2 separate regions of the Homo sapiens genome follow, and region 2 is linked to region 1. Evidence: chromatin loops called from intact Hi-C (ENCODE). Cell type or tissue: heart right ventricle. All regions are shown on one strand. Links, peaks and the distances in the headings refer to the core of each region. The heading gives the core; the rest is flanking DNA.

Region 1 (2,917 bases), core at 94-2,593:
TACTTCTTTGGAAATTTCCTCAGCTTTATTTTCAATACTGTCATTGTGTTTTAATTTCAGCTATCATATTTTAAATTTCCAAGTATTATTTCTCGTTCTCTGATAGTCCCCTTTTTCATAGCACCCCATTCTAATTTTTTTGGAGGCAATATCTCAATATCTTCTCTTGTCTCTCTGAGAATATTAATTTAATTATCAAAAGTTTTCTTCTGCTTTCTCTGTCGCCTCTGTTTCTTCCCAGACCTCCTGCCACCCACCCCTACCCTGGATTGTGAGTTTGGGGGTCCCTTCTTTTATGACATCTCTGACATTATCCTACATAGTTGGTGACTCTCACCTGTCTGTTTATACCGAACAGTCAAGTACTAGACAGCTGACTGCAATCTGGAGTGTGTGTGTCTGGGATGGTGGTGGATTTGATGTTTGGGCTTCATGATCACATGGAGAGTCCCCTGTCCCATTGAAGGGACTCCGAATGTCAGTATCTGTGACTTGTTTTGGTCACTGAATGTTCAATATCTTGAGAGAAGAATCCGCTACTTTCCTCATGAGGAATATATGTCTGTTGCTCAGTGCTTGGGAAGCTGACAGGAAGAAGGCTAAGGAGAGGGGTCAACCTTATTAAGTCAATTTCCTCTGTTTTTATTAAGGAGCTTTACCCCCATTTTTTGGTGCCTGGTGTCTGGAGTGTGAACCCCCACTTCCTGCATGGGTAGAGTAGGACAGTCACTGGCAGGGTCATAGCGGGGAGCTGGGGTGTGACTGACCCTCACATAGACGTTCCGCCATTCCTCCGGCTCTGAGCCCGGCCCTTGCCTGCCTCCGGTTCCTGGGCCTCTTGGAGCTCCACAGCTTGCTTCCCACCTGCCTGTCAACAGCCTGGACTTACAGATTTTCCTTTACTGCCAGTAGTGAAGTAACTGAACTTGTGATGTGCTGAAGTTCTTTCGTGGAGAATGAAGAGAAGGAGGTAACAGACTGAAGTCACAGTCCACCTGTGGGTCCAGCAAGAGCCCTAGAAGCATTGGCGCGGGTGGTACTACCAGGATGAGGTGGTGGGGGGTGGGAGTGATGACAGGAAGTGAGTCCCTGGGCTGCTCTGGGCTGTCACCTGGTGAAGCTTCCCTGCACTGTTTCCGTGTGCAGGCTGAGGAAGCCGACCTCCAGGTTCCCATTCTGGCTCTACCATCTCCACCTACTGGGCAACGTGAGGCAGATCATTTGGCCTTCCTAAATCCTCATGTGTACAGTGGAATTGTGGCAGACCAGGTCTTACTAATGCAGGCCTCCATAACAACTGTTTCAGCACTGACTGAATGGTTAAGTTAAATATTAAAAGCTGAAAGAAGCAGTGCCCTTATACAAAGGTTAGGATGTAACAAAAGCCCACCGAGAGTTTGCCTAGGCCTTTTCTGGACCTTGAAACATGGCAAGATAATGAAGGAATTCTTAACAGGACCTGTTTAGGATTAAACAAGTTTCATTGGGGGTCTGAAGAAACTCCCCAGGCCTCCACAAACAAGTTTAATGGGGGTCTGAAGGAACTCCCCAAACCTCCATGATTTAGCAGGAGACAAGGGTCATTAGTCCAGCATCTGAACCCATTTAGATTAAGTAAATTTACTGAGGCTCCAGAGGAAGGTCTTCAGGACTCAGATCTTAGTTATAAATTAAAAGAAGTGAGTCACTTATGTCTTTAGATAAATGCACACTTACTCATAGACATATAGCTTACAAGGTATGTAAGCTCTGGAAAACTTTGTAAGTTTGAGTTGATCTGGCGATAATTTCCAGGTGTTCTCCCTGTACCCAGTTACAGAAATAGAATCTCAACGCCTGTAATCCCAGCACTTTGGGAGGCCAAGGCGGGCAGATCACCTGAGGTCGGGAGTTTGAAACCAGCCTGACCAACATGGAGAAACCCTGTCTCTACTAAAAATACAAAGTTAGCCAGGCATGATGGTGCATGCCTGTAATCCCAGCTACTTGGGAGGCTGAGGCAGGAGAATCACTTGAACCTGGGAAGCGGAGGTTGCGGTGAGCCGAGATCGCACCATTGTACTCCAGCCTGGGCAACAAGAGCGAAACTCCATCTCAAACAAAACAAAACAAAACAAAACAAAACAAAACAAAACAAAACAAAACACCTCTCTTCTTTCCCAGTTCATCTGCATCTCTTATTGGGTGGTGAGAATAAGCAGCTCGACCCTATTTGGTCCAGGAACAGAATAACAGTGGAACCTCTTTTATAGGGTATGGTAAGAATCTCAGGAGATAACCCATGAAATACATTTAGCAGAGTGCTAGGCACAAAACAAAAGATCAACAAATGTGATTACTTACTACTACACTGATATTCTTTAATTTCACTTACAGTCAGCCTGTGCAAGGGCTTGGCCAAGGAATGGGGAAAGATGGAAGAGGAGCCTCTTTTCCTTCAATGTGTGAACAGTAAGACGACAAACCCTGAGGCTTTTCCCCTGAGCCTGATTTACCACAGGTACTAATGCTTTTTTAGAAATCATAAATTGACAATGTATAATTGTATAAATTCATGGGGTACAAAGTGATGTTATGATTTATGAATATGAAGTGAAATAATTAAATCAAGGTACTTAACATATCCATCACCTCAAATACTTAACATTTTGGGGGATAAGAACATTTGAAATTCATCCTTAGCAATTGTGAAATATACATATTCTATTACTAACTACATTCACCAAGCTGTGCAATACAACTTAACCAACCAAGCATGTTCCTCCTAACTGCACTCTTTGACCATCTCCCCATTCCCTGCACCTTCCAGCCTCTGTACCCACCATCTTCCTCTCTGCTTCTCTGAGTCTGTTGTTTTAGATTCCACTCATGCATGAGAGCTTGCAGTATTTGTTTTCGGTGCCTGGCTTATTTCACA
Region 2 (2,917 bases), core at 278-2,777, 130 kb before region 1:
TCTTTTTTCTTTTTTTTTTGTCTTTAGTTGACATTACATTTCCTTTTATCCATTGATATGGTTTGGCTGTGTCTCTACCCAAATCTCATTTTGAATTCCCAAGTGTTGTGGGAGAGACCTGGTGGGAAGTAATCGAATCATGGGGGCCAGTCTTTCTCATGCTGTTCTTGTGATAGTGAATAAGTCTCACGAGATCTGACGGGTTTAAAAAGAGGCATTCCCCTCCACAAGCGCTCTCTCTCTTGCCTGCCTCCATCCACGTAAGATGTGACTTGCTCCTCCTTGCCTTCCACCATGATTGTGAGACTTCCCCAGCCATGTGGAACCGTGACTTTTCCATTAAACCCTTTTCTTTTGTAAATTACGCAGTCTCAGGTACGTCTTTATCAGCAGCGTGAAAATGGACTAATACGTCAACTTTCTGATTTGTACAGCCTCTGTCCCCTCTGCTAGCAGGACAGGTTCTCAGAGATGGTCAGGATGTTGGAGGCTACTGCCCCTGTGCATTTGTGGTGTTCCACTGTTGGGGTTAAGCACACAAGCCCTGGCAGAAGCTATGATGTTGGTAACCTAGATCCTAATGCCATTTCCCCAGGAGACCAGGAGTCAGATCGGTGGAGTGGGCTGATTTCTACTGTCTGTTCTCACCATGTAACCTCTGCTGGTGGCCCTGGGTGACAATATCAGGAAGGATGCTCGGATAGGATGGCAGCCATTCGCTCATGTGTTTTATTCATTCTCTGACTTCCACTTCTTTTTGGATGTCCTTTCTTCATCTTTTCTCTTGAGCTGCCAGCCCAGACCTTCTCTTCTACCCACAAAGGGGGGGTTTGTTGCCCCTCTCCTTAACATTTTGATTATATTTCCTCAGCTCAAAGATATAAGAGGAAAGGCAATTATTAGCTCACCAAGCGACCACTGGGGAAAGGATGCAAATCAAATATATTTAATACTTCAGAAAGCAGGAAGAATTTGTGCACTTTCAAATAGCCAAGCTCATTGAATGTGCACAGAATCCATGATTCATAAACTGGATTCCTTCACGTATTCAGTCACTCAGTCAACACTTCTTGAAACTCTCGTGTGTGCCCAGGGCTCAGGGACAGAGCAGTGAGATGTGAAAGCGTAAGAAAAATCCCTGGATTGTACCCTTTGAATGCAACGGCAAGCTTCCATTTCTATAAGTAATACCAAGTCCTACCGCCATCGCGGTATCCGCGACAGATGCAAGTAACCCGCGCTATAACCTAGGACTCTGGTTTTGGTCGGTGTTTATAGAAAACCACACCCAAGCCAGTTTCACAAGATTTTCCCTTCCCTACGCTCACTGGTTACAGCTAATGACCACTAGAGGGCATTTTAACACTAGCTCCGAACTCGCTCCAGGACCATGTCCATCAAAATCTTCAGACTCAATCCCAGGACTGACTTCTCCCTGCCTGAGTGGAAGGGCAGCGTGGAACCCTTCAGAACCTCAAACCGCATGTTGAGATACACTTACTTTTCAGACAGAAGATGAATTTAGGTGAGATAAGAACCTGCTTCAGTTACCTGGGCAAGAAACAACCCGCTCTGCCCATTGTGCTAAAAATTTGCTCCAAGAGTTACAATCTTTGAGAGTGATTTTAGTGCACTGCAGATGGATATAACAGTATGATGCTTTGCAGATTGGACTTTAGTTTTCATGCCAGACAAAATAGAAATCCAGGAACCTTATGTTCTTTCTTGAGAGGTGATTTATGTATTTAATGCACTTGGAGGAAAAAAAAGTGAACTCCCAACCTTGGTCTTACAAGCTTTAGCCGTATTCTGGAGAAAGAAAGAGAGGACTGACATCTCAAACCCTAAACTGGATCAGAAATTGCATTGCAACTGCCTTCCCACTGAGCTGCATGAAATGTAAAACGAAGTAAACACATTTTTCTGGAGTGTAGGAATGGAGGTACTGTCTAGCCCTGGAGTGCATAATTCATTTGCAGATGAAATTGCTTTAGAAAACAAATGAAAAATGTGGAAGTGTTGACATATTCATTATGAGTCTTTTTCTGTTTCAGATCAGATGGGCTTGATGGCTTAGAACTTATTTTCTTAACATATTTTCTGTATAATTTTTATGAAGGGCAAATGTTGAATCTCTGTAGTAAAAAATAAATAAGCTAATGTGATCCTCCCCCCTCCACCATGGAAACCTTGAAGGAACAGCTCAAATGCCTTTGTGAGACTGCTCTGATCCACTCTTTCCTCCTCAGGATTATTCATTCCCCTACTTTTCTGTGCTCCCACAGCACAAGCTTATACTTCAATGGGCACTTGGTTCATATCTGTATGACTGATGGTCTTTCTTCTACTGGACTGGGCTCATGGAGGCAACAGCCATGCTGCATGCTGGGAATATACTAGGTGCTGAGAATATGCTTAATGGGTTGAACTACAAATCAATGGAAAGAAACCATAGTCCCAAAGAGCCTGTTGGTACTGATCCTGACATCTGCTATTTTATTTTTTGCTTTTAAGAAAGAGAAGGGAATTGGGAATGAAGGAAGAAAACTACCGTTTTATTGGGTCATAGACTATGCTAGATTTTTTTTTGTATTTCCATTTAACATACACAAACTGCATTAGAAAAGATGGACTTACTCCAATTTTAGAAATTAAGTCAACAGAGATTTCATTAACTTGCTAGAGAACACAGAGCTATTAAGTAAGTGTGATGGTTAATACTGACTGTCAACTTGGTTGAATTGAAGGATGCAAAGTATTGTTCCTGGGTGTGTCTGTGAGGGTGTTGCCAGAGGAGATTACCATTTGAGTCAGTAGACTGGGAAAGGCAGACCCACCCTCAATCTGGGTGGGCACCATCTAATCAGCTGCCAGTGCAGCTAGGATAAAAGCAGGTAGGGGAACGTGGAAGGACTGG

The links. Hi-C counts contacts between places; a loop is a spot of excess contacts. Peaks named below come from ENCODE experiments on the same cell type or tissue, not always from the same donor. Only the 100,000 strongest peaks of a DNase experiment are listed, where the experiment ranks them.
Region 2: a loop joins it to region 1, with 7 times the contacts of the local background. A loop is called at or near these places in 16 of 110 quality-filtered maps.

The regions. Positions count from the first base shown.
Region 1 is chr7:148,108,581-148,111,497 of GRCh38, reverse strand. The region is part of intron 15 of CNTNAP2 (contactin associated protein 2); the gene reads right to left. Among named protein-coding and RNA genes, the nearest start is that of C7orf33, 480 kb to the left of the region's middle. In heart right ventricle, for the core only: a CTCF peak has its summit at 1,200 (motif pointing left); no DNase peak of the experiment used is centred there; H3K27me3 peaks cover 320 bases.
Region 2 is chr7:148,240,893-148,243,809 of GRCh38, reverse strand. All of the region lies in intron 20 of CNTNAP2 (contactin associated protein 2), which reads right to left. Among named protein-coding and RNA genes, the nearest start is that of C7orf33, 350 kb to the left of the region's middle. In heart right ventricle, for the core only: a CTCF peak has its summit at 1,341 (motif pointing right); a DNase peak (open chromatin) is centred at 1,361; H3K4me3 peaks cover 381 bases; H3K27me3 peaks cover 394 bases.